Linked DNA regions of Homo sapiens: region 2 is linked to region 1. A link is a loop called in an ENCODE intact Hi-C map of the cell type or tissue named here. Cell type or tissue: heart right ventricle. All regions are shown on one strand. Each heading gives the region's core, and the rest is flanking DNA. Links, peaks and the distances in the headings are about the cores only. Region 1 has its middle 230 kb from the start of LINC01648. Region 2 has its middle 140 kb from the start of LINC01648.

What was found. Hi-C counts contacts between places; a loop is a spot of excess contacts. Peaks named below come from ENCODE experiments on the same cell type or tissue, not always from the same donor. Only the 100,000 strongest peaks of a DNase experiment are listed, where the experiment ranks them.
Region 2: a loop joins it to region 1, with 2.2 times the contacts of the local background. A loop is called at or near these places in 5 of 110 quality-filtered maps.

What each region holds. Positions count from the first base shown.
Region 1 is chr1:29,797,014-29,812,190 of GRCh38, reverse strand. No RefSeq gene overlaps it. Among named protein-coding and RNA genes, the nearest start is that of LINC01648, 230 kb to the left of the region's middle. RefSeq lists enhancers at 695-1,665, 11,736-12,237. In heart right ventricle, for the core only: no CTCF peak of the experiment used is centred there; no DNase peak of the experiment used is centred there; H3K27me3 peaks cover 1,190 bases.
Region 2 is chr1:29,892,531-29,907,707 of GRCh38, reverse strand. No RefSeq gene overlaps it. Among named protein-coding and RNA genes, the nearest start is that of LINC01648, 140 kb to the left of the region's middle. In heart right ventricle, for the core only: a CTCF peak has its summit at 7,392; a DNase peak (open chromatin) is centred at 6,807; H3K27ac peaks cover 1,642 bases.

The sequences.
Region 1 (15,177 bases), core at 4,336-9,335:
ATTTTTGACGCATCTGAAGACATTTTCAGTTGCCATATCCGGGGGTGGGAGGTGCTACCGGCATCTAGTGGGTACAGGACGGGGATGCTGTTGATCACCCTGTGATGCACAGAACAGTCTCCACAATGTGGAATTATCTGGCCCAAATACCTCAGTAGTGCCCAGGCTGAGGACCCCTACTCCAGACTCATTTCTCACTTAACTCTCACAACACAACTGAGGCCCAAGTCACCTACCATGACACACCTGTGGAAAGGCAGGTTAGGACTTCAGCCAGGTCTGCCTGTGCCCCGAGTCTATACTCTGACCCACAGCATGGCGCAGCACCCCTAGCACACAACACAGAATACGCTGGAAGCCCAGTGTTCTGAGTTCAAGTCCCAGTTGATCCCTGTAAAGAAATGAGTGAGTCATTAAACCTGTCTAAACCTGAGCTCTTTACTTTGAAAATTGGGTTCATAACCCCTGGGCTGGATGAGCATAGAGTGAAGGAAAAGCTTCCCCACTGGTGGAAATGTTGGGGAAAACACACATGATTTCACGTTCATTCATTCATTTACCAAATCTTCACTGAGCATCTGATGCTGCACTGGAGATAAGCCGAGAACAAGATACAAGAAGTCCCTGCTCCCGGGGCACTTATGTTCTGGAGGATTCTGGGACATTTGGATAATCAGGCCACTATCTCCAGGAAGGCGGGGCCGTCCCCAATGGGGAAATGTTGTCACTGTCAGCCCTCTCACCTAATAGGGTTCCTGGAAGTAGATAAGAAACAAAAGCTATTTCTGTCCCTCCCAGTGACTTCTATACCCAGCACTGGGCCCTCACCCTCTTTCTCTTCCTGCAAAATGCAAACTTTATAACGTTTCATTTTTAAAAGCTCTGAGTCTCCAATGCAGTTTGAACTCCACGCTCAGCGATACTCTACTAGGTTGGTGGTGTTATTGCTGTGGCTTTCTTGTATTTTTCTTTTCAACCACCTGCCATGACATCATGTCCACACGACCTGAATTCAAGGGAGTAGCTCTTTCCTTCCCTTCTCCCCTTCATCCATCTGCACGTGGCTGCCCAGTTAATCCTCCTGGAGCCCACACATAAGATCCTGAATCCCACCCAAGCCTGTGCTGGGCCCTGAACTGTAGCCCAGGTCCAAGCCCCAAGCCGCTGCATCCCAAAGCCAGCCCCACCCACAGCTTCTGACCACCCTCCTTCGCCTCACACATTCCTCCTTGAAGACCTGGGCTTTGTCACATCAGGCAAGCCCCTGCCCCAATCTGGGCCTCAGTTTCCCCATCTATGGGATAAGTTCTAAATAGAGGAACCATCCAAACACCCACACCTTTCACTACCAACTGTGAAGACGCGACCTCCCTGACTCGTGATGGGGCTGCACTGGGCAGGACAGTGTGCCCTCCATCTGTGTCCCTGGCACAGGGCTTGGTCGCAATAGGGCAGCATGGCGCGTGGTTCTGAGCATGAAGCTGAAGTCAGACAGGCTGGGCTCAAGTCTGGACTTTGCTACCCAGGTAGTCGGGCACTTTGCTTCTAAGGCTCTCCAGTACCTCATCCCTAACATGGAGACAGCTCCTCCGAGGGCTGTTGTGAGGATCCCGGCCAGTGCCTTCTTGGGGTGCCACCCCCCACCCCTACCATCACCCCTACCCCCACCTCTTCTGGACCCGGAGATGACCCCCGCCCCGCACTTGCACGTGTTGTGTGGCCACGCCCTTGCCACAGCTGGCTGGACTGGGGCAGACACCTGACCCAAGGCAGACCAATCAGCTCAGGGTTGGCCCGAGAGCCGGACCTGGGCCCAGGGCGCCTGTAGGACCCTAGTGAGGGAAGGAAGAAGGTGGAGGGAGGGCAGGAGAGAGACAGCATGGAGCTGGGACCAGAGAGGGAGGGAGGGAAGGAGGGAGAGCGGTCCCCTCCAGTAGGCCCAGGCTCCACCAGACGTCTCCAGGGAATCAGGTCCCAGGTATGATTTAAGCCAGCCCCAGTGGGTTTCAGTCCCTCCCAGCAGAGCACCCCATTCTCTGTCCTCAATCCCCGAAGGCAGACAGGTGTCATCCTCTCCCCGCTCCTCCCCAGCCCTCTGGACCTCCTGCTGTCTTCTCTGCCGTCTTTACTGGACCCAATCTTCCCAGAGGCCAGGCTCCTGATAGGTCCTCAGTCATGTTTTCTGGAGGAATAATGGAATGAGTGACTGAGCGAGTGAGTGAGTGAGTGACAAAACCTCGGAGGCGCCCCCAACAATAGAAAGAGCCAGGGCCGAGGGGCAGGCAGAGCTGGGCTTGGGTCCTCCTCTGCTGCTCTCGACCTCCCTGAGCCCCCACCTCCTCACCTGCAGCCGAGCCCGGTGGCCACCCAGTCATTTGCCTGCTGCGTGAGCACTGTGGCTTAAGCTTTCTGTAAAATCGCTTTCATTTTAGTAGGAGATTGCAGATCTAGGCTCAGCTTCCTTCTTCCTCCTGAATATCTCGAAATGTGCCTGCTTTTAGAAGCCATGGGTGCTGGGGACAGCCAGGAGACAGGGATCCTTCCCAGCCCCCGCCCCCTGCCATTGCCCCGGTTGGGGAGGGAGAGGAAAAGAGCCTTGGTTAACCATACATGTGAGCCCAACTACTCGGGGAGAGGAGCTGAAGTTGTTTATCCGTTATTTTAAAAAATCCTTTCTGTCTACATCTGTCTTTTTCCAGTACTCAAATTTCAACCCCTACATCATGTACCACCCCCACCCCCCCTACTCTTTCCTGGGCAGGTCCGTAGACTGGCCTGCGGAGGTGCCTGGACGGTGCCCTTGTTCTCTGTCCTCTGACTCCCAAGGGCCTGAGCGCTGAGCCTCAAGAGAAGACAGCTGGGTGCAGGAGAATGGCTCAGCTAGTTCCCAGTTCAAGGTCTTTGGCAGATTACTCCATCTCCATGGACCTGAGTGTCTTCATCTGCAAAATGGGAATGATGACTTCGGAGGGCTGTGGTGATGACTTGGGAGGAAGCACTGAACCCAGCACCTGGCACAGAAGTCGCTCAACCCTGTGAGCCCACGGCTCCTCCCTGCAAAGACAGAGCAACATGAAAAATCTTTTGGAATATTTCAGTTGTAAGTAATAGAAAAGCCAACCCAAATCAACTTAAGCAAAAAGGAATTTTTTTGTGTCCAAGGTAACTGTAAAGTGTGTGGAGATTTCAGGCGCAGCCACGACACCTGCCCATATCAACAAGAGACAGAAAGACAAAGCTGAGCCTCCCAGCGCTCATCACTGTGGGAAATGGAGGCCCAAAGGCAGCCTTTCTCCTGAGATTGGGGGTAGTCACAGGGTGCTGGGCTAAAACAGTCAGGTGCATTTCCCTGGGCAGATGTGTATCTCTGGGTGGGGACACAGAGGTGCTCACAGCCAGTGCTGGGATGGCCCCTCCCAGGGCTCTGGGAAGGTAATGCTGACCCAAGGGGAATGATGCTAAGCAAGGATTCCGGGCACCCAGGGAGGCTGTTTTAAAGCAAAGAGCATTCACCTTGCTTGCAGGCAAGCACAGCCCGTGGAGAGAAAGGTGATCTTGCAGCTCAGAGTGGCAAAGCCAGAAAAACCCTTAGAGAAAGGGCTCCAGAGGCCATCAGGGCCTGGGCTGGGCCCTGGCTGCCTGACCCGCAACCTTGCCCTCAAACCATGTGCTGCCCTGTACTCAGGGACTAATGCTGTGGATAGACAGACTGGTCCTAGCCCCAGACCTCCTCCTTCTTTGCTCTGAGAGCTTGAGCTTAGCCATCTCTGTTACCTAGCTCTGGCTTGGTCCCTAACCAGGCCTCTTCCTGGGATCAGGCTTGACAGGTCCTGAGGCCCCACCCTGTTCCTGAGCCCCCGACTCCACCTGCCCCATTACCCTGTCCACCAAGATTCTCCCTTGCCCAGCATCTGCAGTACTTTGTCACAACCATGACAGTATCGGTAATAATAATAATAAATAATAATTATGGCTAACATTTAGTGAGTACCGACTATGTGCCAGCCCTATGCTAAATGTTTCTCATGGATTATCTCATTTAATCTTTTGAACAGCCCTCAGATGTAGAGATTCTGGGTTAATTTGCTGAAAATCCATTTAGCAAATATCAATTCATCAAATGACCGATTTAGCAAAAATCAATTTGTCCAATGATCCATTAGATACCCAGTGACAGGCAGATACATCAGCCCTGGTCTGGGCCTGGAAACCAGGCCGCCATTTCACCAGAGAGGCAGAAACAGAAGCAGGCAGCGGCTATGAAGGACCTGTGTCTGCGAAGACCAGGACTTCAGTGGCTGCTGTTGAAAGTGAAGCCCACCCATTTAATGAGTTGCTTTTCTGTGGATGGGCTTCCTGAGGTGTAGGAACTGAGGCTCAGAGAAGCTGGGTAACTTGTTCAAGATGACCCAGCCGATGAGTAGGTGCAGAGATCAAGAGCCACTCTTACAGCCCAGGAACTGCAGGCTCTGCTTCCACTCAGATATCCATGCTGAGGGTTCTCCTGCAAGTTGCTTCCCCTCTCCAGGCCTCATCTTCCCCATGTGTGAAGAATGGAGTTGGACCGGATTATTTTTGACACCCTCCTGGGCTGACATGCTGTATTAGTCCATTTTCACGCTGCTGATAAAGATATACCCAAGACTCGGTAATTTATAAAGAAAAAGAGGTTTAATGGACTCACAGTTCCACGTGGCTGGGGAGGCCTCAGGATCATGGCAGAGGGTGAAAGGCACATCTTACATGGCAGCAGTCAAGAGAGAACTTTTGCAGGGAACTCCTCTTTATAAAACCATCAGATCTTGTGAGACTTACTATCATAAGAATAGCATGGGAAAGACCCACCTCCATGATTCAATTACCTCCCACCAGGTCCCTCCCACAACACATGGGAATTATGGGAGCTACAGTTCAAGGTGAGATTTGGATGGGGACACAGCCAAACCGTATCACATGCTATGAAACCAAAGACAGTTAGGAACCTGCCCCAAGTCACACAGCAGGTCAGCAGGAGAGCGGCTCCTGCCCTCAGTCTCCTGCCCCCTGCTTAGGGCCTAGGCCTTCTCCTGCTGCCTCAGTCACACCCACACCCTGCCAGGACACCTCCTGAGCATTAATCTAATGGAAAGGCTATTTTTGTCACTTTGCAAGGCCAAAAACATTGCCTATGTCAGGAGATCCCCACCCTGCCCTCTCACCCACCCCTCCTCAAATCTCCAGGTCCAGTCCAAGGCCACACTGCCCCAGAAGGGCCCCTGAGTATCTCAAGCCAGGCTCATTCATCTTTTTTTCCATTAAATATCTTCTGTCTGAGCTTAGTCCTCAGAGCTCATGAGGGGATTAACCAGGATAATGCAGCTTCAGTACCGCCTACAGGCAGAGTGACAGCACCAGCTAACACTCCACTGGGCACTTACTGCACACAGCCCTGTGCTTAGCACTTCACATGGTGTGTTGACTTACTGGAGCCTCACAGCAAACCCATTTCACATTGTACAGAGATGCAAACCGAGATGAACTCAGTGTGGCCCTTGTAACAAGGCAGGACCCATCACATGGTGGGTGCTCCATAAATGTTCCTCCCCAGCCCTTCTCCACACCACCTTTATTCTGTAGACCAGTGGTTTTTAAAGTGGGGTTCCAGGAGAGAAGTGGGAAGCCAAGGCTGGAGGATTGCTTGAAGCCAGAAGCTCAAGACCAGCCTGGGCAACATAGCAAGACTCCATCTCAAAAAAATTTTTTTTAATTAGCCGGAAATGGCAACGCATGTCTGTGATCCCAGCTACTCAGGAGGCTGATGTGGAAGGATTTCTTGAGCCCAGAAGGTCAAGGCTACAGTGAGCTATGATTATGCCACTGTACTCCAGCCTGGGCGACAGAGTGAGATTCTGTCTCTAAAACAATAAAACTTTAAAAAAAAAGAAATGCAAATTGTCAGTCTCACCCAAGATGCTATGGCCTTTGAGGGCCTGGACTCTAAAAGCAGACTGACTGGCTCTGACACTTCACACTGCCATGCCTTCCAGCAAGTCACTTAATCTCTCTGCCCCTCAGTTTCTCCGTCTGTCAAAAAGAAATGATAATGAGAAAACTGAGGCTCAGACAGGTTCTATAACTTACACAGGGTGGCACGTTCAGCATTTGGTGGAGTCAGAAAATGAACCCAGGGGGGCCTGGCCCCGAGGCCTGCACCCTTCACCATTCCCTATTACCGCCTCCCCATATGGGCTCTCTCAACCTTGTAGCAGCCCCTGTTCTTATGTGTGTCTGTCCAGCCTGTCCACACAGTGGAATGTGTTGGCAGGAGGCAGCACATACCTGTGCAGGTATATGGAACCAATAGCATGCTCAGGGACACAGTTATTCCTACCCCTACACAGTTGGGCTTTGGAGGAGCAATTGAGCGTGTGCTCCTGTCACTCCCTAGATTCTAGGTGTCTGAGCAGAAACCCTGTTTGTTTAGCTCTTTGACCACACTGCTGCTAGGGACTGGTACTTGCTAGGTGCTCAGGACCCAGAAGAAAGCGTATCGCTGAACTGAGAGCAGGCATTCTCCCAGCTTCTGCATAGAACCATGTCCCACTCAGGAAGCTTGACGACGGGCAGCTCAAAGGTCATGAGGACCCAGGCTCTTAGGCACTTTCGTCCCGACTGAGGCCCTTGAAGTCCTTCTTGTGGCTTCCCAAGTGCAGGTCAGTGGCAGCAGGAGGGAGAACAGAGCTGCCTCCCCACTCTGATCGTAGGTGACCCGTTGGCTGTTGAGCCCACCTGAGACACCCAGTGGCTCTCAGGGAGCTTGCAAGAGACCAGATTCCCTCTAAGGCAGGAGGGCCTCAGAGCTGGCGAAATCCAGGTCTCCCTGTTACCTCCTGCATTTCTACCCTAGGGCCTGAGAAGCCTGCAGACATTCAGAGGCCATGGCCACCAAGCCAGGAGTGCCCTTCCTCCAGTGTCCCCGCCATGCCAGCCCCCTGCTGTCCCCATGCCAGTGCCTGCCCCATCAGGCTGCCAGACACAGAGTCAGTCTACAGCTCAGAAAACCTGTCCCACTGTGATTATCAAGGACTTGCTTCTGCGACATTGGCAGTCGCATCCTACCCGCAGTGGCCTGCCTACAGTGGGCACAGCAGCAGCTGGGTGAGTGCTGTTTGTACTCGGAAACCACCACTTTCCTCCTTTCCAGATTTGTACCCAGGACACGGAATGCTCAGCAGCACATTTTATTTTATTTGAACAAATCAACTTTCCACCATAACATGGAGAGTGGAATGTGTCCAGATATCAGTAATCTAGAAACAAAAATCCAATTCTGCAGGTTTTATTGGTCTTGCCCATGGTCACCTGCTTCCCCCCACCTCCCAGGGACCACCAGAGGCCTGCCTATGTGTTCTCAAAGCCCTGTGATTCCTCCCCCAGCTGAAGAACTGTTTTCTTTCTTTTCTTGTTTTCTCCCCAACCTCCCACCTCTCTCTCTCATCCTCCCTTGCTGATTATAATCTCTGAGAACAGGAAAACACAATTTCAGAATGGTGCTGTCTGTTATTAATTAGGATTTAGTTCCTTTATCACACAGCTCTGAGACGGAGGTTTCAAAAGAGACAAGGAAGGTGCTGGTAGTAATTAACACTTCCCTGCTCACTGGAAAACAGAAATTATTCCCAGATATGCGGGTGCGGAGTTCTTTTGAAGAAGCTTCGGCATGGGAGACGCAGGGAGGCCAGCCAGGGATTAGCAGATATGCCAGCAGGAATAGCAAGAATTCAGAGGAAAGGAGGGGACACCAACCTGAGAGGTGAGAGGGTGAGCCTTGAGGCGGGATTGAGAGGAACCTGGACAGGGGCAGGAGCCAGCCTGGACCCCTCTACCAGGACAACAGGATGCTCTGGGCCTCCAGAGAGGGAGGGGAGGTGACACACAGTTCAGATGTATTGGATTTGCAAGACTTTTCCTGGGTTTTTCCCAACTCACTTGTCCTTAACTAACTGCCATTAGTTAAGATGACCCTGTCCAACCCAAACAGGAGTGAAGGGCAGTCCTATGCAGCATTTGAGAAAACAGCAAGAAACAAGACCAGAGGGGTAGAAGAGCTGGACACAGGGGGGCACCAGACGCTGCGCCCATAGCTTTGTATTATCTTGGAGGCATATGGGGTGCCTTTGTCTGTGTGTCTCTGTGTCTGTGCATCTGTGTGTGTATGTGTGTATGTCTGTGTGTGTATGTGTGTATGTTTGTATGTATGTGTCTGTGTCTATGTGTGTGTGTCTGTGTGTATCTGTGTGTATGTGTCTGTGCATGTGTGTGTGCCGTGTTCCTTGCAGTTGAGGCCATGATTGGATTTTCCCTGTCTCTGGGGACCCAAGGGGAATCATTCTTTCTCCCAGAGCCCCTCTGAGCCTCCTTCCCAGTGGGCATTCCTGCCTGTCTGCCCCTGTCCCTGACTGGCCCCTCCTCCAGGAGCAGACTGGACACCTCCTGCTCATGTGGGTGAACTGAAATGGGTTGAGGTGAGCCGAGCAGCTCCATCCGTTCCTTCGTCCTGGTGCCTGACCCTTCCCTAGAGGGAGACAGACCCCTTTGGCCAAGGATCAAGCTGTCCTTAGCTGGGTTAAGCCTCTGTATGTGTGTCCAGATCACTTTACATGTTCAGTTCCTGGAGGAGCCAGGACAGAGCTGTGGGTGGGTCACGTGGGAGTAAATTCAGGCTCAGCCCTAGCAGCCTGATCTGCCCAAGAATGGGATAGATGGCCCTGTCAGGTAGTGACCACACCATCCCTACCAGAGTTCAAATCATTACTCAGGACGGTGAAGAGAGGGCTTCCTGCATTTCCAGGGGAGTTGGACCAAGGTCACGTCCTGTGCTGAGATGCTGATTCCACCATGTCTATTTCAACTCCACGTGTCCTGGATCATTCTGTATTTCTCAGGGCCAAGCCTGCTGTGAATGTGGTTGCAAGTCTTTCCTAGCGATTTCTTAATCCCAAGATTCTTTGGGTCTGTGATTCTATGAATGCATCTGTGATCCTGTCATTCTGGGATTTTGTAAAAGGGATAAGACTCTCCGAATCTGTGATTCAAACACTCCATTAAGGTATCTTTGAGTCTATGAAAGAAGCTCTAATTCCAAGATTCTGTGCGTCACAGATGCCATGGAAGGGACCGTGAGATCTGCAAATCCTCCACCCAAGACCCTCCCCTCTCACATTTCAGCATCTGCAAAAGGAGGGCGTCGGGCTTATCATCACCAAGCTCCTCTTAGCATTAGAATATGGCGTCCTGGTTGCTGATTCTGTGCTCCGCCATCCCCTGTCATCACCTGGCTCACCCTAGTCTCTCCCTTCAAGGATCCAGGGTCTTAGGGGGGACCAACGGTTCCAGAAGCCCCCACTCCTTCTCCACTTCCTCCTGAGCCTGGTTAACCTGCCAGCAGAGTTAGATCCTTCCCAGGAAGGCATTGGTACTTGACATCATCTGTAAACTGCTTTTAGGATTCCACTACCTATAATTTCCAGGGGACACCACTGCCTCCCAGACTGGAGAAACAGGAACGGGAAACCTCCTGGCTTCTCTCTTCTCCGGACCTGCCATCCCCCCAGGCCCAGGGCTGGCCAGTGTGGATGCATCCCTGCTGCAGCCTGCTGGGGGCTCCTCCACAGTGTTGTCTGTTATAATAACAGAAATTAATCCGTCCCTAGGGTCCCCTGCACCCGCTCCCCACAGCTGAGTGGGCTAAATGGTCCCAGGTGACAAAGCCCGTGGGGCTAGCCCCTCAGCAGGTGTACTCCCGGCTGAACAGATTTTTACCCAGGGGTATTAATTACAAGGGAGATGACAAGTGCAGCGTGGAGCCATTGGGATTTCCGGTTCGTCTTGCTCAGATAAAAAGCAACAGAAGAACCAGAAGCCAGGAGCCCGCTGTCGTTTCATGTCTGTTTATTTTTCTGATGGACTCGCCCTGCCCCGCCGTGGAGGTCTTCTTCCATATTTCCCCATTTAATTGGCTGTATTCTCAGTGGGCTCTAAGCAGCAACTGTCCTGCCAGGGTCAGTTCAGGTTTCTCTGGAAAGGAATTTGATTCCCGGGGAAGGAAAGAAATGGGAGAATAATCAGGGAGGGGTTGGAATTCTGGGAAGGGCCAGATCTGCACTGGGTCCCTCAGGATATCCCAGGGCAGCCCCCTCTCTGCCCACCCTAACTTCAGCAGCTCCAGAGCAGGAAGGTTGGGGTCCTAGGGTCACCTGCCACAGAGAGGAAACCAGAGCCCAGAGCCCCGTAGACTTGGCCATGGGAAGGACACAAGCCACTCCCATCTTCACTCCTCAGCGGCCTCCCCTGAAACAGTCCCTGAGCTGGCCAGGCCTGAGCCCCCGTGAGCTGGCAGGGAGGGCTCTGACCATCACCCTGGGGGAAGGTCGGGGAGAGGCTTCCACGGCTGTGCAGACCCAGGCTCTCGGCTCAGATACTTCCAGCCTTTTTCAGTCTGAGGCTCAGGCGCCTGGCAGGCCCTGGCACTACTGGACCCAAAGGCCTGCTGCTCCTCCCCTCTGCCTGTTTAATATGTGTCTTGACTGCTGGATGAGGGCTGTTTGAGGGCCGGGACCTTGTCTGCCTTCTTCACTGCTGAAATGCTAGAGGTCTGGCATTGGTCCTGGTATACTGTGTATTTGTAAGGAAGAAAGAGGGAAGGAGGGAAGGGAGGAGGAAATTATCTCGTTTATTAGCCACTTGCATCACTGTCCTCATGGACCTGACATTCCAGTGGGGCAGACAGACAATAAACTATAAACATAATGTATAAATAAATTAAACACAATGCTGGAGGCAGGACAGTGGGACGTGTGGTGGGCTCAGAATTAAATACGACGGTCAGGGAAGCCTCACTGAGGAAACAAAGTTTGAGCAAAGACTTGTCTTTGCTCTTATTTCATCATCACAACATCTCCATTTACAGATGAGGAAACAAAGGCTCAGAGAGGTTGACCATGAACCCAAGGTCACACAGCACGAAGTGGAGGCAGGACTTCCTGCCCACCCCACCCTGGAGAGAAGGGTTCCCCCAACTCTGCCACATTCCAAACCCCCACAGGCATTACACCCAGTGGGTCTTTGCACCAGCACTGTGACCAGGAAGTTATAATCCCCACTTGACCAGTGAGGAAGGGGAGCCATGTGAGAGTTTCAGATCCAGGACTGGAACCAGAGTTTGAAGGAATGAAAAGCCTCATTCTTCCTGACCTGCCACTTGAAAGGAAGCTACCATGAGCCCAAGGTGGGATCTTGGCAGGCTGGTGGGAGCCCAGGAACCTTCTCAGAGTGCTAGGCTCACTGCCAGATCCAGGCATCGAGTGACACCTTCAGAAAACAGGTGAGACTGAGCCAGCAATAGCATGACTCACTGTAGGAGGATTGAGGAAGGGACACCTGAGGCCTGAGCCACAAACAGACCTTCCAGGCCACAGCTGGGCCCAGAGACAGCCGAATCACAGCCACCAGGGACTCACTTGGCCAGATGAGAAAAGGCAGCTGGGGGTCCCAGGTGCTCACCCCTGGACTATAGGCACACCTTCCTCCACCGCCCAGCGGCCGCCTGTAACACGCTCAGTGCCACTCACCCACCCAGCCCAGCAAGCCTGCCAGGAGAGTGGAGGCAAGTCCTGGGCTGTTGCTTCCCAGCCTGGAGGAGAGGAACGGGGGTGACTGGCAGGTGAACTCCTCCACAGCCCCGGGTACAGAGGTCTGGGTGTGGAAGGAGAAGGGAGTCTCTCAGGGTCAAACCAAGGGCACCCACCAATCCTGCAGCCCCAGGTCCTGGCCAGCCAGACCTCTCTCCAAGTCACCTCCCCTGTTGTCTCTGGCCAGACTTGAAAGGAGGGAAGCCCCTCACCCACCCTGGGCCAAGGCGGGACAGGCCTTCAGCTCAAGGCCCAGAGAGCAGCCCATGGCCTCAGTATTGGGAGACGTGTTGTGGGGCCAGGGGCTCAGGGGACAGATAAGAATGTGCAGCCTCATCAAGCTCTGGCCTGTTTTCCACTTCCCTGCCCTGAGCTGAGGTGGCTGCCTTAGTAACCGCACAGATGTGGTGACACAGGCAGCTCCCAGCACGGCTGAGGGGACATCTCAGACCCCAGAGCCTGCAGGGTCCCAGGATGTATTAGTCAGGGTTCTTTAGAGGGACAGAAGTCCTCTCTAGAGGGGAGTTCTCTGGAGAGACAGAATATATATATATATATGTATAAAGGGGAGTTTATTAAGTATTAACGTGACCACAGGGTCCCACGATAAGCTGTCTGCAAGCTTGAGGAGCAAGGAGAGCCAGTCTGAGTCTCAAAACCAAAGAACTTGGAGTCCAATGTTCAAGGTCAGAAAGCATCCAGCACAGGAGAAAGATGTAGGCTGGGAGGCTAGGCCAGTCTTGCCTTTTCATGTTTTTCTGCCTGTTTTATATTCGCTGGCAGCTGATTAGATGGTGCCCACCAGATTAAGAGTGGGTTGCCTTCCCCAGCCCACTGCCCCATATGTTAATCTCCTTTGGCAACACCCTCACAGACACACCCAGGATCAATATTTTCCATCCTTCAATCCAATCAAGTTAACACTCTGTATTAACCATGATAAGTCCACCCTTGTCAACCTGAATCCGTACACATCTCCTGAGATCATACATAATCTTCAAATAAAGATAATAATAAGGTCAAAATTACGCCTAAAATAATACAACTTATCCTTTGTACAACCAGAAACCCACCAATTCCCCAACTCAAATACTATTCATAAAGTTAACAATACTTTAATGCTGATATGAAGTCAATAAATTTTATGTCACGTGATAAAGGAAAAGGAAATAAAATGAATATATTTTCTTAGTACGAGTGTATACATGCACAGACATGTTTTTAACCAAAGAAGGAGGAAATACCCATGACGGTTACAGTCTTCATTTCTGCAGCTGATCACGTGGTCATAGCTGGTATCGATGACTACCTTCTTCTACTACTATGCTGTTTGGAATGCCATGACGGTGGATAAGGTAGTCTGTGAGTACATGGATGGTAGTCTTGGCAGAAGCATTGTGTGCAGGAGAGGCAAACCCATATCTGGAGTAAGTGTCTATTCCAATGAGGACAAACCTCTGTCCTTTCCGTGATGCAAGAGGTCCAATATAATCAACCTGCCACCAGGTAGCTGGCTGATCACTGCCAGGAGTGGTGCCATATCAAGGGCTCAGCGTTGGTCTCTGCTGCTGGCAAATTGAGCACTCACCAGTGGCCATAGCCAGGCCAGCCTTGGCGAGTGGAAGTCCATGTTGCTGAGCTCATTAGTAACTTCTATCCCTGCCACCGTGGTCACTTCGTTCATGGGCCCATTGGGTGATGACAGGGATGGCTTGGGAAAGAGGCTGAGTGGTGTCCCCAGAAGGGGTCATCCTATCCACTTGATTATTAAAATCCTCCTCTGCTGAGGTTACCCATTGGTGAGCAGTCACATGGGATACAAATATCTTCACAGTTTTTGACCACTCAGAGAGGCCCATCCACATATCTCTTCCCCAAATGTCTTTGTCACCAATTTTCTAACCATGCTTCTTCCAAGTCCCTGACCATCCAGCCAAACAATTGGCTACAGCCCATGAATCAGTATATAATCACACATCTGGCCATTTTTCCTTCCTTGCAAAGTTCACAGCCAGGTGCACTTACCAAAGTTCTGCCCACTGGGAAGATGTCCCTTCACCATTGTACTTCGGGGATGTCCTAGAAAGGGGCTGTAGTGATGCAGCTGTCCACTTTCAGGTGGTGCCTGAGTATCCTGCAGAACCATCTGTGAACCAGGCCCTAGTCTTCTCTTCCTCTGTCAACTGATCATAGGGAACTCCCCATGAGGCCATTGGTGCAGGCTGGGGAAGAGGAGGCAGGGTGGCAGAAGTCGAGATCATGGGCATTTGAGCCACTTCCTCATGTAACGTACTTGTGCCTTCAGGATCTGCTCGAGCCCGATCACTTATATACCACTTCCATTTGATGATGGAATACAGCTCTGTATGACCCACGTTATTGCTTGATGGTTAAGAAAGCACCCAGTTCATGATAGGCAGTTCAGGTCACATGGTGACTTGATGACCCATAGTCAAACATTCAGTTTCTACCAAAGCCCAGTAATAGGCCAAGAGCTGTCTCTCAAGAGGAGAGTAGTTATCTGCAGAAGATGGCAGGGCCTTGCTCCACAATCCCAGAAGCCTCTGTGTGATTCACCTACAGGGGCCTGCCAAAGGCACCAAACAGCAACCCTATCTGCCACTGACACCTCAAGCACCATTGGATCTGCTGGGTCATATGGCCCAAATGGCAGAGCAGCTTGCACTGCAGCCTGGAACTGTTGCAGAGCCTTCTCCTGTTCTGGACCCCACTCAAAACTGGCAGCCTTTTGGGTCACTAGATAAATGGGCTGGAGTAACACACCCAAATGATGAATGCGTTGCTGCCATAATCCAAATAGGCCCACTAGGCATTGTGCCTCTTTCTTGGTTGTAGGAGGGGCCAAATGCAGCAACCTATCCTTCATCTTAGAAGGAATGTTTCAACAGGCCCCACACCACTGGACCTCTAGAAATTGTATTGAGGTAGAAGGTCCCTGAATTTTAGTTGAATTTATTTCCCATCCTCTGGCACGCAAATGTCTCACCAGTAAGTACCGTGTGTTTGCTACTTCTTGCTCACTGGTATAATCAGCATAATGTCATCAATGTAATGGACCAGTGTGATATCTTCTGGAAGAAAAAAGCAATCAAGGTCTCTCCAAATAAGATTATGACACAAAGCTGGAGAGTTGATATACCCCTGAGGTAGGACAGTAAAGGTATATTGCTGGCCTTACCAGCTGAAGGCAAATTGCTTCTGGTGGGCCTTATGGACAGGAATGGAGAAAAAGGCATTTACCAAGTCAATGGTTGCATAACAGGGACCAGGAGTTGTGTTAATTTGCTCAAGCAATGAATCCACATCTAGTACAGCAGCTGCAATTGGAGTCACCACTTGGTTAAGCTTATAATAATCCACTGTTTTTCTCCAAGATCCATCTGTCTTCTGCACAGGCCAAATGGGAGAGTTGAATGGGGATGTGGTGGGAATTACCACCCCCGCGTCTTTCAAGTCTTTGATGGTGGCACTCATATCCACATTCCCT
Region 2 (15,177 bases), core at 5,029-10,028, 95 kb before region 1:
GCAGTAGACAAGAGAATTTTCCTGCCTTTATGCAGCTTACACGTTAAAAGGGAGGAACAGATAACAAATATAATAAAGAAGTAAATGTGATGTAAGAACTAAGGCAAAAGGAAAACTAAAGCAGGTTCAAGGGAGTTGAGAACACAGAGAGTGCGGGCAAGATGAAGCACTGCAGAACATGGCCACAGCAGGCCTGGCTGAGAAGATGACATTTAAGGACAACTGAAAAAAGGTAAGGAAGTTGGCCATGCAGATGGGAGAGGCACCTTCCAGGCAGCAGAGGCCACTGTGCCAAGGCAAGACAGGAGTGCTCCTGGAGCGTCGAGGAAGAGCAAGGAGGCTGGTGTCGATGCAGGGGAGGGGAGGCAGGGGGAGATGAAGGGGAGAGGAGGAGGGGCAGAGCAAAGTCACACTGAAGCTCCAGAGAGGACAGGGCTCCATAAGCCTGACTAACATAGAGAGCCCTGGAAGGGTTCCCATGCAGTGGAATGACGTGACATGATGAGACTCATGGACAAAGGAGGGAGCAGGGAGACCACTCAGGAGGCTACTGCAGCTGTCCAGGCACGAGGTGGTGGCCCAGGTATGGCACGGCCCAGGGTGGTCAAAATGCAGGGGGTGAGACGGGAATAAATTCTGGACACAGGTTGAAATGGAGCCGACAAGCTCTGTGGATGGGTTCATTGTGGGATATGAGAGAAACACAGGAATCAGGGTTGACTTCTGAGTACTGGAAGGATTAGACTGTTATTACATGAGACGTGGAGGCCAAATGCTATGCGTCAAACTCCTTGAAAGGCCTGGCAGTAACCTTTTAACTGGTGTGAGGGGAGGTGTCGGCAGACTGGCTGCAAGGGACCCAGTGCCCTGATTCAGCATGGCAGAGGGAGAGGGGCCGAGGAGACCTCAGGCTGGCAAGCCGTTACCATGGTCCACGCCTGGTCTCCCAGATACCACTGAGATGAAGAGGCCTGTGGAAGGAGCCGGGCAGGGTGGATCCCCAGGTCACAGCACACAGAGAACCTGTGGCCTTATGTGATTTTCCTAGAGCCATGCTAAACTCTTGCTTGACAACTAAAAATGGAGGGGCCCTTACTTCCCTCCCTTTGACAAAGAAAATGACACATTTGGGGTGACAAATCCAAATGCAAGCAAAGGACTGTCCTGCTCGCTGCCTCTTCTACTCCAACAAATGGCCAGCTCTATTCAGAAATAAATAATGGCCAGCAAGAAACAAATGCAGGAGCTAGCACACAGAGCCAGGCCTCCCAAAGGAAAGAGAAATGAGAGAAAATGCATAGAATCAAAAGGTAGACGAGGGACTTACTTTATACAAGAAATTGCCCAAGAATCAGAACAAAAGTTCAGAGAAGCTAGCATGAAAACTGAACACAAAACAAAACAAAAAACTCAGAGCCAAAGGGCTCAAAGAAGAGTTATTGATGAAAATTACAGAGAGAGAGATGAAAATGGAGTGGCATATCTTAAGAAAGAAATGAAAGAAACTATAATGAAAATATTACAGAGGTGAATGCCATAAAATCAGTAACAGTGAGTAAGCATGAATGGAAATTCCATCAGCGAAGCAGAAGAAAATCAGCTTCAGAAAATCATTCAGCTCCAAACAAAAAAGAGCAAAGCCAGAGAAATGAATATGAAAGCTCCTGACCGGGCATGGTGGCTCATGCCCCCATAATCCCAGCACTTTGGGAGGCCGAGGCAGAGGGATCGCTTGAGGTCAGGAGTTCGAGACCAGCCTGGCCAACATGGCAAAACTCCATCTCTAAAAATACAAAAATTAGCCAGGCATGGTGGCACATGCCTGTAATCGCAGCTATTCGGGAGGCTGAGGCAGGAGAATCACTTGAACCCAGGAAGTGGAGGTTGCAGTGGGCCGAGATCATGCCACTGCCCTCCAGCCTAGGTGACAGAGCAAGACTCCGTCTCAAAAAAAGAAAGAAAGAGAGAAAGAGAGAGAGAGAAAGAAAGAAGGAAAGAAAGAAAGAAAGAAAGAAAGAAAGAAAGAAAGAAAGAAAGAAAGGAAAGAAAGAAAGAAAAAGAAAGCAAGCAAGCAGGCAGGCAAGAAAGAAAGGAAGAAAGAGAGAGAAAGAAAAAGAAAGAAAGGAAGGAAGGAAGGAAGAAAGAAAGAAAAAGAAAGAAAGAAAGAAAGAAAGAAAGAAAGAAAGAAAGAAAGAAAGAAAGAAAGAAAGAAAAGAAAGAAAGAAAGAAAAAAGAAAGAAAGAGAGAAAGATCCTCACCAGCCCTGCCCTGCAACCCAGGCACAGCATGGCTTCCAGTGGGCCATGCTCAGGACCCCCTCAAGGTGGGCTGCAGCAGTGGCATGAGGGCCACACTCAGGACCCCCATCTGTGATGACCTGTCCCACTCAGACAACACCAACATGGGTCCACTTACAGAAACTTTGTACTTACAGAACCTCACCCACTGGCCAGAGTATTTGATAGCTACAGAGGTGCTTGGAGAGCTTATGGGTCACATGATGGGTAAAATAAATGTTTCTCTCGTAGCTAGGGAAGAATTTCCCAGGCATGTCACAGCCTTCTCTGTTGTCCTGGAATTTCCATGCCTTGGTTTGGCCGCTGAACTAATGGAGGAGAATTCCAAAAGAAAGGGTGATTTTGAAATGGATCTCTCAATAAGAGCATCCAGTCATGTTTCAGTCAACATGTACATACAGTTGGGCAAACTTCATGTACAAGATCGTCTTACCATCATCAAGTACTCAACTTGCAAATGAAGATGCTTGTGATAAGAGGAAAGCATTTTCACAGAAATCTGTGATACCATTACCTCATTCTGGGAGGCCTGAAGATACTGAATAACTATGGGCAGTGGTCCTTAGGCAGGTGCTCCAGATAGTTTATAAATAACCTCATTTTCTTTAGATGACCTTTGGAGCCCTGTTAGGATAAAAAGGGTCCTTAGGTCTTAAACACATCAAGAAAATACAGGTTCTAAAGTCATTCTCATTTTTTCCATTTAGCGATATTGTATCTACTGAAGTTGTTCAATGTAATGAAATGCAACCAGAAACGCAGCTATCTAGGTCAAAAGAAGTTATTCCACTATCATGGTTCATAGTGTTAACTACATACTAGGGAAAAAGCTCTGTGTGTGTGTGTGTGTGTGTGTGTGTGTGGTGTGTGCATGTGTGTGTGTGTGTAATTTTTTCATTAAATGGGCTAGGTGCAGTGGCTCACACCTGTAATCTCAGCACTTTGGGAGGCCAAGGAAGGCAGAACACCTGAGGTCAGGAGTTTGAGACCAGCCTGGCTGACATGGTGAAACCCCATCTCTATTAAAAATACAAAAAATTAGCCTGGCTTGGTGGTGCATGCCTGTAGTCTGAGCTACTCAGGAGGCTGAGGCAGGAGAATCGCTTGAACCTTGGAGGCAGAGATTGCAGTGAGCCGAGATCGTGCCATTGCACTCCATCCTGGCCAACAGAGTGAGACTCAGCCTCAAAAAAAAAAGAAAGAAAAGAATCAAAAATGAAATGTGTAAATCTAAGATATATAATAAAACTTGTTGTTGACTCTAAGTAAAATAATGAATACAGAGAGAATGATAGACACCGAAGACAGATTAGGAAAATCTGACACATACATAGAGCTACTGAAGAAGAGAACACAATGACTGGAGCAAAGGAGGATTCAAAGGACGCCATTGTGTTCCACTAAATCAGGCTGCATTCATTAGGCACCTACTGCATAACAGGCACTGGCTCTATGCCAAGAGTACAAGTAAGATGTGGTTCCTGTCCTCAAGGAACTCTGGAGCCTGTGAGGACTACAGGCAAATATGTTGATGATTAAAACACAACTGGAGAAATACTAGAAGAAAGGTTAGGACCGTGGACCATGATTCATTGTGTCAGGTGACAGACATTGTGCTCAGCCTCTCAGTAACCCTGTAAGGTCATTGCTATGGGGAAATGTGTGACCGAGGGTAGAGAGCTGCTGGTTCAAGGTCACATGATCAACAAATGATGGAACCAGATTTTGAAACCAGATGCATCTGCTTCCAAGTTCATTCTCTTTATCTTTGAACATGCTACCTCCAGTCTTACATCAGCTTGAAAACATCCATCACCTCTGTAAGTGAAAGCACCAGTGACTATAAATCCCGGATATTTTTCAGAAGGGTTAATTATGAGGGGTTTGGTTGTTCTACTAGGGGGACATGACGGTGTACCTGTGGGATGTGCACAGGCTTTGAAGGTTTCGTTTAGGGGTGATTTCCTACCCAGCCAGAAGGGGCTTTTATAAGAAAAACAGCAAGCACATTCATCAAGCAAAGCCATGCTCCAAGGCAAAGGGTGTTTGCAAGATGAAAAATGGAGCATCCTTCAAGCTACAGGCTGGTGTCCAAGATGTGCTAAGAATTTAGAACCACAGGACAATGGGAGTGACCAGGAGAGGGGTCAAGTGGCTCAGAAAAAGGGGGAAAACAAGTTTACTAAAGAAAGAGCATTTTGAACGCCATCCTCTGTTGAAAAAAAGGGAAATGCCAGTTACTTGCCTTTGCTTTAAGTTGGCCTAAGGGGTTTGGCCCCGCCTTGCTCAGGCCATCTATTGCAGCCTTAAGGCCCGAATGTAGAATGACATGAGGATGCTTGTGTTGGAGCTGCCGAGTGGCTGTGCAAATATAATATCCAATAGTGCTCCAAGCCCAGCACTGAGCCCCTGGGAGTTTGCCTAGGATATTTCTCTAAGGCTTTGTATTATTTTTTAAAAACAGCAAAAAAAAAAAAAATAGCATTTATCTTTTAGCAACATCAGACTCTTGCCTGCTTCTAGTGCTCTGTGCCTGTTGCCTCTAATGCTGAACTGCAGGTTCCTAAGTCTCCCGAACAAAGTTTGGGGGCATCTTCGGAAAGGAAGCAGTGAAGGGGACGAAGGAGCAGAAACAGAGTAAACAGAAGTGAGAGCTGGGGGAACCACGGTCACAGATGAACAGGAAGAGAGCTAGGGTGGGAAGCCGTCAGGAGCTGAGGGCCAAGGCAGGGATTTACTGATGAGGAGTTGTCATGGAGACATAGCAAAGTGGGTCAGGAGCCTATTTGTAAAGGGCTGGGGAGTAGTTTACTGGGTTGATTAAGAAGTGCAGATTCAGGAGTTCGAGACCAGCCTAGCTAACATGGTGAAACCCTGTCTCTACTAAAAATACAAAAAATTAGCCGGGCATGGATTCGCACACCTGTAATCCCAGCTACTAGGGAGGCTGAAGCAGGAGAATCACTTGAACCCAGGAAGTGGAGGTTGCAGTGAGCCAAGATCCTGCCATTGCACTCTAGCTTGGGCAACAAGAGTGTTTCTCCATCTCAAAAAGAAAAAAAAAAAAAAGAAGTGCAGATTCCTGGGGAGCGCCGATGCCAGAGCTCTTCATCAGCCCCCAAATCCTCCCCTGAGTATCTCAGAGCCCTGCCTGTCCCCAATTCTTCCCCACCCAGCCTTCTTTCTGCCTCAGAGGGAGCTGGCTTTCCTCCTGGAATACTCTCCTCCCCTCCTGCCACTGAACGCTGGTCTGGTTTTATTTTTCAAGACATCAAGGAGGTTTACATATGAGCTCCCTGAAAATGCCCCACCCTCAGCATCCACTGGATATTACGTAGCTCTCACGTTTTCCATTTTTTTTTTAACTCCTAAGAGGTCAAGTTGCTCTTTTTTCAGAAGTATCGCATGGAGATGAAGGGGATTCGAGTGTAATTTTATCCTGTTTAAAGGTAACCAGGAGCGAATGGGAGTAAACAGACCCAAATGGAATCTGTGGCTCATCTCCCTTCCCTTTCCTGGCCCCACCCACCTGTTCTTCCTTCCCACCCCCTCAAAGGCAGCCCTGGGAGCCCCTAAGTAGGGGGAGGATTAATCAGCTAGAGCTCTTGCTGGTGCCTGCCTTCCAGAAATCCTGCAGGCTGGTGAGTCTAGCACGGCAGGGGAAGTGGCCCCACCCGGTGAGCAGGACGACAGAGAGAAGAATTCACGCCTGTCCTGCCAGACCCAGGGCTAGAAGGGCCTGAGGGATCATCTCATGCCACCTGTGCACTGTCTAGGCAGAACACTGAGGCCAAAAAAGGAGAGGGACTTTCCTGGGGTCACTCGGCCGGTTGGTAGCAGAGTAAACTCTGGTCTTCTCTCCTGGACAACACTACTTCCATTCTCACGCTTTGAGGGCTCGTGGGAGGGTTCCAGGAATCTGAGATCTAAAAAGAGCCCTCTGTTGTCAATATTGTATTTCTTCGATTCTGGGACATATATTTTAAACGTTCTAAAATAAGACACATCCTTCAATGGGCAGACATTTCATTTTCTGTTTCTTTTTTGTTTTCTTCCCTCTCGAAGCTGTTATTAAATTGATGGTGTATCTTCTGATAGATATCATCTTAGAGCAAAGCAAACAGGTTAACATCGAAAAATATTACTAGTATTAATAACTATTATTTTAGTTGATTTCTGTCTTTCTAGCACCGTGTTAAATACTCAACGTGCTTTTACTCAGCTAACCCTTCCAATAACCCTATGAGGTGGGTGCAAGCATAACTCCATTTCACAACTGAGGAAACTGAGTCTTGGAGAGGTCCAGTTACTTGCTTGTTGTCACATAGTAAGTGGTGGAGTTGTGATTATACTTAAGCTTGCTGTGTGGCCTTAGAATAAGTCACCTTTCCTGCTATGTGTGTAGGGCCATTATGCCCATGAGAAGCTGTTGCTATTTAAGGAAGGTGTTTTCATTCTCTGGACCCAGGCCCTCCCCTGATGCCTCCTTAGCCACTTATACTGGGCAGAGTGCCCAAGGACAGGAGCACTAAATCCTCCTCATTCAAGTAACTCGGTGCCAACTCACTGCCAGAGGCCAGGGCCCCCCTAACAGGGAGCTTGCCCACAACTGGGAATGTCTTCAACACCTATTGACAGCTCTTCCCCCATCGCTCTGTGCCAAAGTTGAAACAGTAAAAGGTATCGATTTCCCATGACTGAGCTGGGAGGCCAAGGTGAAAGCAGGGAAGAGGTGGGTTGCGGGGGACCATGTAAGACGTCCGGTTTTACATGAAATTATGGTTCTCACTCTCCCGGTGGCATCTCTTCTGTGCCACCACGACAGACGGCTCGCTGAGAAACGACAGATTTGTATTTCATGAGGACACTTTAGTCAAAAGATCGATGATGCTTCTTGGAACCTCTCTGCTCATCCATGGGGGAGGGTGAGCCTGGTGAGAAGCCTGCAAAGACCCAGCTAAAATTAGGCAGCTGCCGACAGACACCCAGTTCACAATCACGGAGCATCGATTACAAAAATGATGCCGGGCTGACGGGCTTTAATCGGCCTCCGTGTTCTGTCTTTGTAGAGAGGGACCTTTGTAATGAAGTGGCTCCCTCTCTCGGAAAATGGAGCTATTTGGGGGCAGGCTCGGGATTTGCCCGAGTGTGGGCTGGGGAAAGCCTGCTCTGTCACTCACTGGCTGCATGGCCTTTGGCATATTATGCAGTTTCCAAGTTCCTGTGAGCAACTTGGAGCAATGACAGCTAGAGTTCTTTCCGAGATATTTATATACATGATTTATCTATATGCATATATATACAAGTTTAAATGATATAAAGCCTTTAGGATCTGGCATATAGTAAGTAATCAATATATTTCTGAGTTATTCTTATTCATAAGCCACAGAACCCTGAAGTGAAAGGGAACACAATGCCAGCTCTTCTTTTTGCAGAGAAGAAAACCGAAGCCCGGGGAGGTTAAATGACTTGACCATGGTTGCTCAGCAAATTTTTGGTTAACTTGTGCCTAGAACCCAACTGTCCTAAAGCCCAGCCAAGTTCTTGTCCTGCCACAGGTTTTTTTTTTTTGTTTTTTGTTTTTTGTTTTTTGTTTTTTTTAGGCAGTCTTTCTCTGTTGCTCAAGCTGGAGTGCTGGAGTGCAGTGGCACAATCTCAGCTCACTGCAACCTCTGCCTCCTGGGTTCAAGCCATTCTCCTGCCTCAGCCTCCCGAGTAACTGTGATTAGACATGCCCGCCACCATGCCCAGCTAATTTTTGTATTTTTAGTGGAGACGGGGTTTCACCATGTTGGCTAGGCTGGTCTCGAACTCCTGACCTCAAGTGGTCCACCCGCCTCAGCCTTCCAAAGTTCTGGGATTACAGGTGTGAGCCACTGTGCCTGGCCATGCCACATGGCATCTTTAGATGTGGATCCTGGCCCTGCCCCCCAGACCCTCCTGGCCTGCTAGGCTCTGAGACAGGCTGAGCTGTTGGCGGGTAGAGAGAGACCTGTTGGAGTTGTTTCTGCTGGGGCCCTTTAACAAGCAGTCACTGTGCATAAGGCCTACTTGTCCCCCATTTGCCAGACCTGCCGGCGAGCAAGGATGGAAAGCTTTCAGGGAGTCATCTCAGAGACCAAAGCCCCTCTACTCTGGGGAAGCCCAGGTGGGCAGAGCCCTTGCAAGCTGGCTCCGGGGGTAACTTCTGCCTTCCTCCTCCTCTTTCTTTCCCCCCACTTCTTCCTTCCTCTAATCCCTCTCCGTTCCATTCTACTCCATCCCTTTCTCCACCCTCTAAGACAGTTGCTTCCTCCTTGTTTTTGTTTCTTTTCCTTCCCTCCCCCATTTTTCTGCAACCATCTCTGCCCCTGCCCCCCCCTCGCTCTACTCCCCTTTGCTGTCTCTGCTGTCCCTTCTTGCCCATTCCCCTGCCTCTATAACCCCTTCTTCCAACCCTGCCTTTGCCCTCCCTTCTCCTCTCTGCCCTCCTCCTTACTGTACCGTTTTCCTCCCTTCTTCTCCCCTTGCCCTTGCTTGTCCTATTTATTTATTTATTTATTTATCTATTTTGAGACAGAGCCTCGTTCTATCACCCAGGCTGGAGTGCAGTGGCATGATCTTGGCTCACTGCAACCTCCGCCTCCAGGGTTCAAGCAATTCTCCTGCCTCAGCCTCCTGAATAGGTGGGATTACAGGCAACGCACCACCATGCCCAGCTAATTTTTGTATTTTTTAGTAGAGACAGGGATTTACCCTGTTGGCTAGGCCGGTCTTGAACTCCTGACCTCAGGCGATCCACCTGCCTCAGCCTCCCAAAGTGCTGGGATTACAGGCATGAGCCACCGTGCCCAGCCCCTGCTTGTCCTTTTATGTCTCTCCTCCTTTGCCCTCCTTACCCCCTCACCCTCCATCTTCTTCACTCATTTCTTCCTCTTCTCTCTTCCCTGTTTCTGCTCTTTCTCTTCTCCTCCTCTTCCTTCCACAACTTCCCATTCTTCCCTCTTCTCCTATTTCCCCCTTCTTTCCTCTCCAGAGATGTTCTCTCACCACTGTGGGGAGGGCTCACATCCCCAACCACCATGGGCGCTTAAAATGGGGCCTGCAAAGTGCTAGGGCGTTGGTCCGCCAGCCTGGCGGGGCCATGCAATGCACGTGGTAGTGGAGAGAGCATCTTCGCTAAATGGTGTATCCACGCACCCACTGGGTCCTGCAGGTTTAGGAAGAGCCAGACAGCTCCCTCTCCAGCCCTGGGTTTCTCCAGCAGGGCACAGGGAGTCTGAGAGTGAGTCACAGGCTATGTGACGAAGAAGAGACATCTGAGTATCCAGAAGAGGCAAGAGTTCATGGTGAGACACAGAACACAAAATGGCGAGTGGTCTTGGCTCAGGCAGATGCAGGGCAGGAGTGAAAAACCACACAGATGGGTTACTGGGACATGTCTCATAGACAGGAAAATTGGGCATACAGAGGTCAAGTGTCCTGCCCAAGTGTCCAGAGTAATTCACTAGAGCCAGAATGAACTTGATCTCCTGGTCAGCATCTTTCCCACCATAGCTGCTTCTATGGGTGACAAATATCAAGACGCAGATAGGGGTTGGGAGAGCAGGGCCATCTGCTCAACATAGGTGCTCAGAGTGCATTAGTAAGTGAAGGCATGAATGAGTGGGAGCTTAGGGCTGTGATGTCCCAGAAATAGATGTGCAGGACAGGTCACAGTTCTGCTCTCAGCAGGGATGCTGCATGGGGAGCAAGTAGGCAGCCAACCATCAGCACCTGGGGAGGCCAAGCAGGGACACACAGGCTGCCAGGAAGCAGCATTCCCAGCCACTATCACTCAGCCTCAGCCAGCAGAGTCCACAGAGGCAACAACACAGGGAGAGCCGGTGTCAGCCCTGTCAGGATACAGCTGCTCACAAGCACGCTCATATTCACACTGCTCAGTCACTGCTGTTTTCAGTTGTCTTGATGTGTAGTAGCCGAGAAGCACATTCTAAGGACAGAGCTTGTGTTCTAATCTTTCTGCTGCACCTTAACCATCCTCTGTGTGGTCTATGCCGTTCCCTCCTCTTCACCTTCACATGTGCCAACCTTGTCACCTGACACGATGGCCATAGCCCTGTCCAGTGTGTTTGTTACATTATTGAAAAATGTCTTCCTACTGATTGGGGAATTTCCCACTTAGGAGACAGAGCCTGAAAATGCGGAAGAGGCTCTTTCCTGGTCTCCTTTACAACTTGAGTGAAGTCACATGATGAGGCTTCTGCAATCAGGTCTCCCCACCTCCCAGTCTAGACTTCGGGCCAGAAGCCCAACAGCAAGGGTTCTCCTTGCTGAGCCTATTCTGGTGATGGTGGCAAGGGTAGCAGCAGAGGCCGGAGGCTCCATGGGAAAAGAGACAGCAGGGGTTCAGCTGTAGCCTGCAGTGTCAGGTAGTGATAGTGGAGGCGGGGCAAGCTGTAGGCTCCAGGACTTGGTGGAGGAGGTTGAGACGCTGTCATCCATCGGTTGATTTGCAGCACTTGTCCTGATGCCACAGCCCCAAGCCTGACTTTCTAACTGTCTCAGTGATTTTTGAAATAACCTCTTATTGACTTAATAACAACTTATTTTGCTTTCGTCATCCACAATCATTTTCTGTGGCTTGCAATAACCACCCTGACTGACACGCCACCACTCTGTTCAAACACTCCCTACCCTAAGGACCAAGTTAAAATGATGCCTCCTCCTGGGAGTCTTCTCTGATTCCCACAGCTAGAGGTATTGGTCCACTTCACTCACTTTGCCCGTGGTTCCATCTGTGCACTGGAGCTCCTGAGGGCAGCAGCACAGCAGAGTCATCTCCTACAGCCCAGGCAGGATCACAGTTAAGAGCATGGACTTGGGGGCCACTTCCTGGGTTTAAGCCCCAGCTTTGCTGCTAATTAGCTGTGTGACCTTAGGCAAGTTACTAAACCTCTCTGTGTCTCTGTTTGCTCATCTATAAAATAGGGGTGACAGCAGCACCTACCTCCCAGGATTGCCGAGAGGATTATTACATGTGTCCATATAATAATGTCCTGTCCTAAACTCACATTGTGTGACTTAATTCCCTGCAGGATGGCCCTTCAGAGTGTGTCTGTCGTTCCTGCTGGTGGCTCACAGAACATCCAGTGTTACCCACTCTTCCACTGCGCCCAAGCCCTCTGACCATAATCCACACTGTGCCCCTCAATGGCCCGAGTCCGCTCTGTCTCCCTGAGGCTCCTCCCATGCCCTCGCTTATTGCTGTCCCCATGTAGCTGCCTTGCCCTTTTCTGTCACCTGCACCATCGCTGGCCTCTTAGCTGATCTCTTTGCAGCCAGAGCCTCAGTCCCTGTTCACCTGCACCCAAATTCCTTCCTCAAACATGACAACCCTGAGCACATCCTCCTGCTGTAATGGAATGGGCTGATGAGTCCCTACGACCCACAGGTTAAATGCAAAACCTACAACCGGCATTCCAGTCCCCTCCTGCTCTGATTCCTGTGGCTCCTGGCCTCCTGTACAGCTTCCTCCTCCCCGCTGCCACACAGCTGTCCTGAACACCTCCAGCTCCATGACCACGCGGCTCTCCCTCCTCAGTACCTGGGCCTCTGCAGGACCCCTCAGCCCTCAGTGTCCTCCCCCTTCTCTGTCTGGTGAGTTGCACTTCTCCTTTAGGACTCAGCTCAGAGGTGACCTTGAGAGGTGACCTTGACCCCTGCTCCACACCCCCATCAGGGTAGGAGTGTCCCCTCTCCTCAACAACAACCTTTACCTGTGATGGTTCGTGGGTCCCCCCATGTATGAGCCTCTGAGAGCAGTGCTCCGCCAGGGGTCTGCAAAGTAAGATCCAGCCCCCAACTATGCATCAGGTGCAGAGTCTCAAAAGCATTGCAAACCCAACACGTACAAGCCCAAGATCATAAACTCTCTGCATCCTCCAAACCCAGCTCTTCTCCAGTCTCCTCACCCTGTAAATAACACCTCCATCTGTCCATGCAGTGGCCCCGGCCAGGAGCCTGGGTGCTGTCCTAGGCACCTCCTCTCCTCCCTCACTGAACCTGGCAGCCAAGCCTGTCCATTGACCCCTAATGCCTCTGAGCCCATCCTCTCCTCTCCATCTTTGCAGTAGGATCCTTTGTTACAGACACTACTAGGACCCCACTCTCCCCTTCAGAGCCGATTGTGAGTGATTCACACTCAGTCCTTCGATCCAGACTCTAAGATGTCTAAGGACAAAGCATCCAGCTTTTCTTCACCACCAAGTTCTCACTCCCCTGAGCAGGGTCTGGCACGCAGCAGGTGCTCACTAAACATCTGCTTACTGAATGCATAAATAAGAGCTACTGCTCAGTAAGCACCTACTATGTGCCAGACATTGTGCTGAACACTTAATTGCATCAACTGGTTTGTTCCTCCCAAATCCTAACATAATCTTCATTACATAGAGTAGAAAACTGATCAGATCACTTGAACCACTTGAACTGAGGCTCAGATCACTTGGGAGGTGGAAGTTGCAGTGAGCCAAGATCACTGCACTCCAGCCTGGGTGACAGAGCAAAACTCTGTCTCAAAAAAAAAAGAAAGCTGAGGCTCAGCACCGTAAGTCACTTACCCAGAATCCCACAGCCAGTCAGTGGCACAGCCGGGTCTCAGAGCCCAAGAGCCTCTGACATTTAACTGCGTCATTTCTATGCTGCCGAAATACAAACCCACACTGACCCCCACCACAGAGCATAATGGTCTGCATCATGCTTGTCCTTCCCCATCAGGCTGGAGCCCCTGAGGGTAGGCACCCTGATTTTTAAGCCCACATGCCCCCAGTTCTGGGCCTCAGGGCTTCCTAACCATCCTTGGTTAATAAGGGAGGCGAGAAGGAGGATGTGCCTGGAGTTCCAGCTCACCGGTGCTTGGCTGGTCCGGAATCCCGATGGTGTGTAGGCTGTTGCTGCAGGAAGGACCCCAGGAGATGTCAGGAAGACAGGGAGCTCCCCTCTGCCCTCAGCTTTTGTCGATGGGCCAATGTTGTCACAGGGTAAGCTGGACTCTGGGGGGCATCTACACCAGCAAAGCTACCCAGCCAGGGGTCCTCAGACCCTGATGCTCAGTAGCACCAGCATTCTCACGACTAGATGCCCCTAAAGACCCAGCAACAGGCAGAAGAGCCACACTGGCTTCACTGTCCTCAGACCCTCCAAAACCAACCTATTCACTCTTCAATGAGGAGCCCAGGGCATGCACACACAGGACTCAGGAGGGGACCCAAATCACACTGGTTATGAATTTCTAATCCCCTTCCAAGGCTCCAGCGTCCTCGGCAAACACAGAGCCACAGATCAGAGCCTCCTGCATCCCCCATGGGCTCCTTTCTAAATCAACAGATGAGAAATCAGGGGAGCCAACCAGGTGGGCCAGAGCGCTGGGCGGGCCTGCAAGAGGCAGATGGAGGGTGGATGGTCTTGGGGATGAGGCTGCTCGCTGTGGAACTCAGGTCAATAAGTGCTCTTTGCTGGGCAAATTTTACCACCATGAGCACCATGTGGCCATGGGTGACTCAGATATGGGGAAGAAGCATCTTTGCCAGCTGTTAAGAGACCCACTGGGTGGGCACCCATTGCCAGGGCTGGCCAGGACCCAGGAATGGATCCCAACAGGCCTGGGTTTGAGTCTGGCTCTGCCATCCCCAGATGGAGTGGACTCGGGTGAGTCTCATCACCTCTCAGAGCCTCAGTTTCCATACCTGGATTGGTGTGCGTGGGGTAGGAGGGAGCAGGGCAGGAGCTGGGCCTTGCAGGTCTGGGTCTTTGCTTTAAGAGCAGGGGGAGCCTCTGAAGGGCTTCAAATAGCGGGAGGACAGGAGGGGTTTGCATCTCAAACAGATCACCCAGGACCTTTATCTCGGCCCCACCGTGGGTTGTAGGGACAAAAGAGTAAAATGCTGCTGAAAAGCTTAGACCAGTGATGGCTCCAAGCAGCTTCCAGAAAATGGCAGCAAACGTTTTCTGGGTGGAGGTGGGTGGAGTAAGAAGTGGACCAGAGGCTCCAGACAGATGCCCTGCAGCCCTGCCCCTCAGAGCAATGGCCTCACCCATCACAGCAGCAGCCCCTCCCATTATAGCAGTGGTCCTGCCCATCATAGCAGCAGCCCCTCTCATCATAGCAGTGGTCCCGCCCATCATGGCAGCAGTACTGCCCATCATAGCAGCAGCCCCACCCACATAACAGCAGCCCCTCCCATCATAGCAGCAGCCCCTTACATCACAGCAGCAGCCCTGCCCATCATAGCAGTAGTGCCTCTTGAGTGCAGGCACTGAGCTGGGCATATCACATTTATCTTTGTACTGTCTCCCCACAGCCCCCGTTGAGGTGGGTGTTGGGTGTTATTACCACTCCATTTTATAGGAAAAGAAACAGATCGAGAAAAGAGCAGAAACTTACCCAGAGTGAACTGTCCATTAATGAAACACTTCATGAGAGCCAAGCCATCACCAGAGACTGGGGACACAGAAGTGAATCAGACACAACCCCTAGCCTAAAGCAGCTCCCAGTCTAATGGGGGGAGAAGGGTTCTAATATAAATTATTCTTCAATATCCACCATGAAATGAATAAGAAGGGAAGTGTGCAGAAGGTGCAGACACAATGCAGAGGAGGAAAGGATAAAGTCTTTGTAGGTGGGGATGATCAAGGGAGGCTTCTGGGAGGAGGAGGCAGTGTCAGGAAAGAGGTCACATCTCCTGCCTGCTCTTCCAGGGTTCTTTCTGCCAATAGTATTGGTAAGTCCCTGGTGCTTTTTCCTGAGTGAAGGGATAGGGTTTGTCCATCTGGGCTGAAGAGGGTAGCAGTCACCCCATGATTGTCCCTGTCCTCAGCCAGCTCCACTTTTGACACCACTCTG